Regions from separate parts of the Mus musculus genome. Here region 2 is linked to region 1. A link is a loop called in an ENCODE intact Hi-C map of the cell type or tissue named here. Cell type or tissue: heart. All regions are shown on one strand.

Region 1 (5,000 bases):
AGCAAAGGCCCCGGCCGGCGATCTCCAGAACACCCCGAAAAGCGTGGGCCTGGGGGGTGCGCTGCGGCCGGGGGATCCAGTTACTACCTTTCCCCTTCCCCCAACCCACTTCCCGGGTTTTCTCGGCCTGCTCCTTCTTCCCCACCGCCTAGTCACACTTCCAGATGTTGCCGCCACCGCCTCGGGGCTCCCTCTAGAGCTCACGTGCCCCCGACGAGTGCTTCGGCATCGGCCCTCCAAACCCCGTTCCTCCCCAGGCCGGCCGGCCGGCCAGCCGCCCGCGAGACCGCCTCTCCCAGGGCCCGGGGAGGGGAGGGAAAGGCGGCGGGAGGAGGAGGGGAGGCCGCCGCTTCCCCAGAGGCAGAGAGGCGGCCGCAGCGAAGCCGGCCAGGGCCCGCCGGGGGTCGCGGAAGGAAGGGGCCCTGCCGCCCGGGGCTGAGATGGGGGCGTCCGGTAGCTCGTTCCTGACCTCCTCGCTCTTCAGCACCTCCTTGAACTCCCGCTTGATTCGCTGCACCGCGATGTTGGCCATGTCTCTGCCCGCAGCTGATTCGTACCCGCCTCCTCCGCCACCGCTACGACCACCGCCACCGCTGCCACCTCTTCCTCCGCCGCCGCCTCCTCCCTCAGCGATTCAGACCCGAGCACACGAACGCTGCCACTGCCACCCTCGCCGTCGCGTTCCTCCTCACTGTAGAATCACCTCCGCGCCCGGCCACCAAAATGGCGCCGGGTCCGCGCATGCGCACCACGCTGACCCGACCGGGCGGCGCAGCCGCTCCAGTGGGAGCCCCATACGTCTCCAGCAGCGAGCCCGCGCCGCGCCGCGCCGCGCGTCTCAGCCGGGGCTTCGGCCGCGTGGCTCCGCCCTGCCGGCGGCTGGGGCCAGGAGGGTGCGGCTTCGCGGCCTGTCCGCGGGGTCTGGGCCTGCCGGGTCCTCCCCTGCCCCTCGGCCTCCTTTACAGAGAGACCTCCAGTCCCTAGGCTGGGACCCGAGGTGGGAGCCCGGCCTGGCGGGTGTCCCCGGCCCTAGCCGGGCCGAGCCCCGCTCTAACTCGGCCAGACCCAGAACCCACGGGCTCGAAGTGCCTCCCTGTGTCTAGCGGAGGAAAAAGCTATGCAGGAACTGGGTCCTGCCCAGCGTCCGTTGGTAAACCCCCGGGAAATCCACTGCCGTAGCTTTTGTTCTGGAACCATGATAAGGCAACTATTATTCGGTCATCTCAGGTATTACAGATGTTTAAGGTTGTGTAATGGTTGTGTCCCACGGCTTGTAATTGATACAGGTGTTGCCAGAAAGAGGCCTGTGATGGGTTTAAAAGCCAGAAGTTACATCTTTGCCCTGTTTAGATAATCAATGCTGAACTGCAGAACTAAGGTGTTTTTCAAACTTGAAAGTGCCTCGGAATCCCTGGAGAGCTGGTTAAGATTGTTAGCACCTATCTCTAGAGTGTGGATGGACCTAAGAATTGGCATTCCTAGCAAGCTCCCTGCTGCCCGTTTTTCAGCGGCCACGCTGTGGGAATGACTGGATTAAGCATGTGAAGAACTGTATTTATTATAGTGACAGTTGAAGAAATAGAAGGCCGAAAGAGCTTTAAACTTACAAAGGTGTTTGGCGCTTGTATTGAGTGAATATAGTTGAGTGGAGAAAAGAGAAACGAGTAAAATTATTTAATTGAGCAATAACGTGGAGAGGCTATTTGAAAGTGGTTAGTAGAGTTTAAAACAATATGGTGTGGGTGCTGAGAGGTACTTTGAAAATAACATTTTGAGCGCCGGGCATGGTGGCGCACGCCTTTAATCCCAGCACTCAGGAGGCAGAGGCAGGCGGATTTCTGAGTTCGAGGCCAGCCTGGTCTCAGAGTGAGTTCCAGGACAGCCAGGGCTATGCAGAAAAACCCTGTCTGGAAAAACCAAAAAAGTAAAAATAAAAAAAAAAGAAAGAAAATAACATTTTGAAATTATGAAGGTGTTATTGTAGGAATATGTTTCATGTATTCACCTAATCGATCAGTTCCGTATTCCATTTTAAGACTAATGCTAGCTGAGTGTGGTGGTACAAGCTTGTAATCCTAGATTGGGAGTCAGAAGCAGGAGGACCATCAGTTCGAGAATCATGTTTCCCTCATCTGTGAGATAAGGAGGTTGTTTAAACTTCTAAGAGTTCAATTTTTCTTTTTTTTTTTCTTTTTATATTTATATTATATGTAAGTGCACTGTAGCTATGTAGCTATCTTCAGACGTCCATAAGAAGGCATCAGATCTTGTTACAGATGGGTGTGAGCCACCATGTGGTTGTTGGGATTTGAACTCAGGACCTTCAGAAGAGCAGTCAGTGCTCTTAACCGCTGAGCCATCTCTCCAGCCCCAGTTCAAAATTTCTGAAACACTCAAAACCTTTCCCTGAGTATACTGACAAATTATAAAAGATCTTCTAGCAGAGCCCCCTAGTGGTGATAAGAGGGGGTTCTACTATATACTGAACACTACAAAGGATTTTTGCCATAATATAAATCTAGAAATGTTGTAGGTATTTGTGCCAATACAACCTAAACACTTTCTATCCCACTCTGCCTAACCTCAGGAGACATAAGGATACTCAGACAGGGGGAACTAGTTATAAAGGTCGGGTGAGTTCTTGGAGAGAAAGAGACTCGATAATATTTTTCTCTGCTGAAGGTTGAACCCAGGGCCTGTGCAAGCCAAGTATGTGAACTGTGACTGACCTAGAGCTCAGCCAAGCTGTATGTGTGTATGCTCTGTGTGTGTTTATGTGCTCTTGTTATACAACCTAGGCTGGCCACAAACTAAAACCTTTTCCGACTCGGCTTCCCCAATGCTCAGACTACAGACAGACTCCTCCACACCAGGCCAAGGCTTGTGAATTTTTTAAATGCAAGTAATTGTTTAACTACAATCCCACTTTTCAAATTTATTCTATTAACATTCTAGAGAACCAAAAGAATGTAACTAGTGATATCTGAATAGCTTCCTGAGTAGTAGTATAACAATTTTTATGTCTTGGTCTTGGCAAAGCACCACAATTTTCAATGTTCGCATTAACAGGTGTGTAAAGAGCCTATTTAAATCTCTGCTCTCTTTGCAACTTATCTGTAAATTAGTAATTCTCAACTGGGTGAGGTGACTTACTCCCTTAACCCCAGCTACTTGGCAAGCTAGGTCAGGGGAGTTTGACGTAGCCTAGAGAAAAACTTATGGTCAGAGAATGAAATCTGTAGTCTGGGTGGAGACCTGACATTCCAGCTAGGCTGGTTCAGTAGCTTTGGCTAAGGGACCACCTTAAGCCCCACTAGAGATAGGCGGAATAATTAGTTCTCTAATGAGATGCTGTACTTTTCCGTCCCAGAAGCCCCACCCCTTGCACAGTAGGAGCTGAGTGGCAGCTGTGCTTCTCAGTTTCCCCACTTTTCCAAGTATTGCTTTTCTTCTTTCTGTCTGCTAAGTATGCGTCTCCTTAACACCTGTGCTCTTTCTCCCAGCACTTTGGGCTTCCTTACTCTTTCTGTAAGGCTTGCCACTGTGTGGGTGCTTATTCTCCATGACCTCGATGTCACCTTAAATGGCTCCCCGCCCTCCTTATCTCCTCCTGATAGATGCTGAAATGTATAGCTTGTCTGTCTTGAGGTTTTTCTTTTCTTTTTGTTTTTGAAACAGAGTCTCAATGTAGCTTTGACAGGCCCAGAGCTCAACAGCCGACGGGCTGGCCTCAAAAAAGATTCTCCTGCCTCTGCCTTCTGAGTGCTTGCATTAAACACACACCTCTTTTTTGGTTGGTTAGTTGGTTGGTTTTAGTTTTGAGTTTTAGGGGATTTTTTTGGTTTTTTGAGAAAGGGTTTTTCTGTGTTTGGTTTGGCTGTCCTGAAACTCACTCTCTAGACCAGGCAGTCTGGCCTTGAACTCAAGAGAGTTCACCTGTCTCTGCCTCCCAGGTTCTAGGAGTAAGGGCAGACCACAGAAGGTGACCCCAATAATATCAAGTCCTTCACTCAAAAAAAAAATTTTTTTTTAATTATTCCCAAAGAAAGAATTGGGGAGTCAATTCTCTACTTTTACCATATGAGTGACAGGGTCATCAGGCTTAGCAGTGTTAGAAATAAGTTCAGGGGTGGACAAAAGAGCCCACTATTCAAACTGAAGAGTCTGAAAAAGGCAAACTTTACCCTTTACCAATAAGATGTCCTCAGAAGCATCAACACATTGAGATAGGAAGTGCATTTGGTAGAGCCTGTGTCTCTTCCCCATTGGCTGGCTGGGGTCCCGATTCACAGTCTTAATTAGAATGAAAGGACTTGGTGCAAAGGAAAAGAATGAAAGGGGTCACTACCCTGGGCCATCAAGTTCCTGCAATACTGCAAGCCTTGGACCTTTGTGTAAAAAGTCAGGAAGGGGATAAAAACACATGAATTCCTAGTTGTAAACACAAGTTGTATAATATTGACTAGAAAAAGGACTCATATTTGGTATTTCTACAGCAACAAGCAACTTTACCCGCTGAATGGTCTCACCAGCCTCTAGAGCTGGTAAACTACTTCCTCTAGCGCCACCTTCAAAAATGTCTATCAATTCATCCATAATGCCATGAAATTATAAACCCATCATTGGGTCAATATATTGATTAACTCAGAGCCCTGATGATCCCACTCAATGATTTGATCCACTACTTGGGTCTTCAAAATATAAATGTTTTCAGGGATTATGCTTCGTGTCCGAGCTATAATAGAAACTGGATAATCTAGGCATAAATTTTTTTGCAACCGACTTTTAGTAAAGGTGCACCTCTCTAGCCCCCACCCCAGCAGTGGTCGTGGGAGGTGTGGGGGAAGTGGACCTGTTAACCACTAGTTATTTGGGGGCGAGCTCAATCTTCTTTAGTAGCAATCCAGTCCCATAGCAAACACCTAACGTGACTCAGCAGCTGCAGTCCAGTCCTCTCAGCAGGCAGACACCAGGCACGAACCAGCAGCTGTAGTCAATCC
Region 2 (5,000 bases), 200 kb after region 1:
AGGCCAATAGATATTTTAGGGAATTATAATTTGAGGTTATGCACATAATCAAATTTGTGTGTTAACCGTGAAATGATACACTTATTATTTTATTATTTTAAAAGGGAAAGTCCTTTTTCAGTAAGTAAGTATGTAGATTTGCTTGGTGGGAACTTCCTATCAGATATAGGATATAAAAACCACCAGGCAAAGTTTATATACCTGTAGTCCACTCAAGAGTTAACATGCTAATTGGGTATCATCTAAGAATTAAGCTCACTGATGGAGTTCATACCTGATTTCCTAAATTAGAATGTGTTGCTCTGAATGGTGATAGATGATTGTATTCCTAAATGTCTCCAAGGTCATTTAGGTCATTAGTCCGAACCAAGGGTTCAGACTGCAGATGTCACAGAGGGACTGCCTGACAGACTGTTTTCTGTGAGGAAAACATTCCAACGAACCCAATGAATCAGGATTTGCAAATATTTATCCAGAGGGTGGAAGGTCATTTGTTGCGGCACAGTGAAGATTCAATTGATTTCTGCTGATTTTTCAAAGTCTAGTGAAAGACAATGTGACCATTGTGCTCTTGAGGATGGTTTCAAAGTGAGTCAGGAGTCCTACGGCTTAGATAGGTTAAGGGAGACAGAGGCATTGATAAGGAGTCACACAGATGTGATTAGAATATAAAGGAGGGCCAGGAGTCAGGTCCCGTGCCTTGCTTCTATGCCATTTTCAGAGCACTGCCTGTGTCTGGGGATGAGGCTCATGTATGTGGATTAGGAACTATCAGATCCAACTGTTCACAAGATGAGGAAGAACTAAGAAAGATCCTATTGTCAATATTCTAACTTTTGGAACAGAGAGTTTTTTCATGGAACACAGACAATTCCCCTAGCATTTCTGTTCCCAAGTGGGAAGGAAAATAGTTCTGATTTTCACAAAATTGGCTTTGTTGATTAAAAAAGAAATCCCCACAGCCTCTCTTTTAAGGATTCAAGCAAAAGTATTGAGCACTATATAAGCAGATCTAAGACATAATATTTCCATTTAGATGTGTCTTTTCAACATGAAGTCTTCAATCATTAGGGAAAAGCAGACAGACAACAACAAACAGGGGTTAGAGAGATGGCTCAGCAGTTAGTAGCATCTACTGTAATTGCCCGGGGTTGGGTCCCCAGTCTGGTATAAAATGGGTGTGGTGGTGCAGGTCTGTAATCTGACTCAGCATTTGGGAAGTGGATGCAGGAGGATCAGAAGTTCAAGAAGTCTTAGCTACACTGCAAGTCTGAGGGCAATCTAAAATACACGCTATTCTGTCTTAAAAAGAAAAAGAAGGGGCTGGTGAGATGGCTCAGTGGGTAAGAGCACCCAACTGCTCTTCCGAAGGTCCGAAGTTCAAATCCCAGCAACCACATGGTGGCTCAGAACCATCTGTAATGAGATCTGATGCCCTCTTCTGGTGCATCTGAAGACAGCTACAGTGTACTTCCATATAATAAATAAATAGATAAATAAATCTTTAAAAAAAAAGAAAAATATATACTAAAAATAACGATACAAAACTATACAAGTTTACTTTTTCATTCTTTTCTGAGACTAGATCATTCTGTATAGCCTCAGCTTGTCCTGGAACTTGCTATGTAGACCGGCTGGCCTGGAACTCAGACACCCTCTTGCCTCTTTTCCCCAAGGGCCGGGATTAAAGGTGTGAGCCACTATACCCAGTTGCAAGTTTTCTTTTTTTTTCTTTTTTGATGGTTAGGGTTGTGGTAGTTTGAATATGCTTGGCCCAGGGAGTGGCACTATTAGGAGGTATGGCCTTGTTGGAGGAAGTGTGTCATTGTGAGGGTGGGCTTGGAGACCCTCCTCCTAGCTTCCTAGCAACAGTCTATTCCTGGCTTCCTTCGGATGGCAGATGTGCACCGGAACTTCAGCTCTGCCAGTGCAGTGCTTCCTGCCATGATGATAATGGACAGAACCTCACAACCTGTAAACTGCCCCCAATTAAACGTCCTTTATAGGAATTGCCTTGGTCGTGATGTCTCTTCACAGCAATGGAAACCACAACTGAGATAAGGACTTTATTTTTAAAAAGATTTATTTTAAAATTATGTGTAGGGCTGGAGAGATGGCTCGGAGGTCAGGAGCACTGGCTGCTCTTCCAGAGGTCCCGAGTTCAATCTCCAGCAACCACAGGGGTAGGTCACAACCATCTGTAATGGGATCTGGTGCCCTCTTCTGGCCTGCAGGCATACATGCACGAGAACACTGTCTACATAATAAGTAAAAATGGTTTTAAAAGAAATAAAATTATGTGTAGTATGTATATCTGTGAGGAGGTATGTGCGTATGTGCACCATATATACACATTGCCCGAGAAGGTCAGAAGAGGGCACAGATCCCTTGGAAGTGCAATGTAGGTGACAGGAACCCAGTTTTGGGAACTTGGCATGAGCAGCATGTGCACTGTGGAGTCCTCTCTCCAACCCCCATGGTCTTTTTCTTTTTCTTTCTTTTTTTTTTGGGGGGGGGAAGGGTGCACAAGGGGCTGAACTCACAGAGATCTTAGCCTATGAGCTATGAGTGCTGGGATTAAAGGTGTATGCCACCATAGCTGGCATAGGTAAGTTTTATGTATCTTAGTCATTGATGTAAAGCACAAAGATTACTGTGCATTGGTGTATGTTGTAATGTTATATGAACAAAATTATATCATACATCTGCTGTGTACATCTTTCTAGAGATTAGTTCACAGATTTTACTGATTTCTCAATGGATCACCAATTATTATCAATTATTATCTCAATATATCAACCAATTATTGTCCTAAGCAAAGCTGTGGAGTATAGATGCATCTAATTTTGGAGTGCTCTCCCACTTAATTGATTTTGTGCTTTTGAGTGTGAGCACACGCCTGCCAGTGCGTGTGTGTGTGCGTGTGTGTGTGTGTGTGTATAGGCATCAGAGGACAGATTTTTTTAAGAGTTGACTCGCATTCCTTCCATCTTGTTTTTGAAGCAGGGTCCTTCTGGTTATCTCTGCCACATGTGTGCAAGCTTTATAATAATGATGATCATTGTTGACTTAAAAACACTGTGGTCATCCACATATAATGGTGCATGCCTGTAATCCTAGTACTGGGGGCGGGGGAGGGGGGTGAGTCAGGAGGATCTCAAGTTTGAGACTAACCTGGGTTATACACTGAGACTGTCTGAATTGAACTCAAACCAAATCAAGTAACCACCATTGCTGCTGCCGCCACCAGCACCAGCACCAGCACCATCAGAGAATGCTATTACTACTTGATATGTGGCAGAAATAGTTGTGTCTTAACAGATGAGGACCCTGAGTCACAATTACTTCTCTATGGTCTTGTAACTATTACATAGTAGAGCAGGAACTGAACGAATGGCTTCAGAGGGACCTAAGCAGGGAAGTCCTTCTCACCAGTGACTGTTCACTTGTTTCTAAGTTGGGGATTATTATTGTTGGTGAATTTTAACCCAGAACAGTGCAAAAAATGCATGTGGGTTACATGTTACAAAAAATGCAGAGTATGGTACTCACCTTTAATCCCAGACTCAGGGAAGCAGAGGCAGGCGAATCCATATTGTGTTCCAGGCCAGCCAGGAATACATAGAGAAATCCTCACTCAAAAAACCAAAATTATGTTGCAATAGACATCTACTTAAATACAAACTCTTGTATTCCTGAAGGCTTTACTGTCTTTCCCAGTAGATATGGTGTCATAAAATGACAAGACCCAACAAGAAGTGGTTAGAAAAAGATTTCAAAGTTCAAGGCCAAAGTTTGATACTGCCCTCTACACTAAATTCTTTGATAGTCACGTTTTCTCTTAAAGTTATATGCAATTGTTAATTTCTATTCCACAACCAGGTTGCTCATTTACTCATAGGAAACTTGCTGGCCAGGTGTGGGCTACCACCCCTATAATCCCAGCAGTGGGGTGGTGGAGGCAGGCCCACTAGAGTTTCATAGCAAGAGCAGCTTCCAAAGCTTGCTTATCCTAAATCTTTTCTTGTTTTTTTTTTTTTTTTCCCCTGTGTGGGCGTGTCTTGGTTATGTCAAAGATTTGACTATTCTTTAAGAGACTTAATGAAGCTTTAGGAAGGAATTAAGGGGCTAGTTTTCTTCCTTCCTTCCTTCCTGTCTTTCTTTCTTAGATTTATTTATTATATGTAAGTACACTGTAGTTGACCTCAGACACTCCAAAAGAGGGCATCAGATTTCATTACGGATGGTTTTGAGCCACCATGTGGTTGCTGGGATTTGAACTCAGGACCTTTGGAAGAGCAGTCAGTGATCTTAACCGCTGAGCCATCTCTCCAGTCCCGGGGGCTAGTTCTCTTAGCTTGGTAGTTTTAGAGCAAAGACATTGGGGCTGAGGGTTGCCCAGTTGGTTGCATGCATTCACAGTAGCTCTGAGTTTGATCCCTTGCATCGTGTAAAGCAGGAGTGTTGGCATATATCTGAGATTTCAGCGTTTGGGAGGCAGTAGAGAAATCAGAAGTTCAAGGTCATTCTCAGCTACATAAGGAGTTTGGGACCTGGACAAGTCACATGATCTTCTGCCTCAGAAAAACAACCCCCCCAAACAAACAAAATGCCTTTACTGTAAACAGTCCGTTAAATGCAAACATATACCCACGTGATGGAAGGTTCCCTGAAAGTTGTTCTCTGACCACAGCTTGTCATTCCATCTTCAATAGATAAATGTATTAAAAAGTTAAAAAAAATGTCCATTCACTAAGGGTCTGTTAGTTTGAGCCAAAATCAATAGGTCAAACATTAAAAATAAAATAAATCAGTGTAAAGTTTGATGAGAACAGTTGACCTTTGCGGGGCGCATCGAATACACTTCATCCTACCGTGGTGGCAGTAAGAACTTCTGGAAGCGGCTACAGAGCACTGCCCTTGCAGCACGTGCGTGTACTGCAGGAAGGAAGCCACCTGGGAACCCGGCTTAGAGGAAGTCAGCCTCAGATCCCAAATTG

What was found. A loop is a pair of places that touch in the nucleus more often than their neighbours do. Peaks named below come from ENCODE experiments on the same cell type or tissue, not always from the same donor. Only the 100,000 strongest peaks of a DNase experiment are listed, where the experiment ranks them.
Region 2: it touches region 1 in a loop (2.2-fold over the local background); 1 of 42 quality-filtered maps calls a loop at or near these places.

Annotation. Positions count from the first base shown.
Region 1 is chr5:65,533,016-65,538,015 of GRCm38, reverse strand. It overlaps Ube2k (ubiquitin-conjugating enzyme E2K), which reads right to left and starts at 771. Exons shown (of 7, transcript NM_016786.4): 1 at 470-771. The coding sequence starts at 532. It also overlaps a transcript of Smim14 not described here. In heart, CTCF peaks have their summits at 1,088, 2,257 and 2,459 (motif pointing left); DNase peaks (open chromatin) are centred at 215 and 825; H3K4me3 peaks cover 1,754 bases; H3K27ac peaks cover 1,717 bases.
Region 2 is chr5:65,335,802-65,340,801 of GRCm38, reverse strand. It overlaps a transcript of Rfc1 not described here. Among named protein-coding and RNA genes, the nearest start is that of Rfc1, 2.7 kb to the right of the region's middle. In heart, a CTCF peak has its summit at 2,230 (motif pointing left); no DNase peak of the experiment used is centred here; H3K4me3 peaks cover 682 bases; H3K27ac peaks cover 534 bases.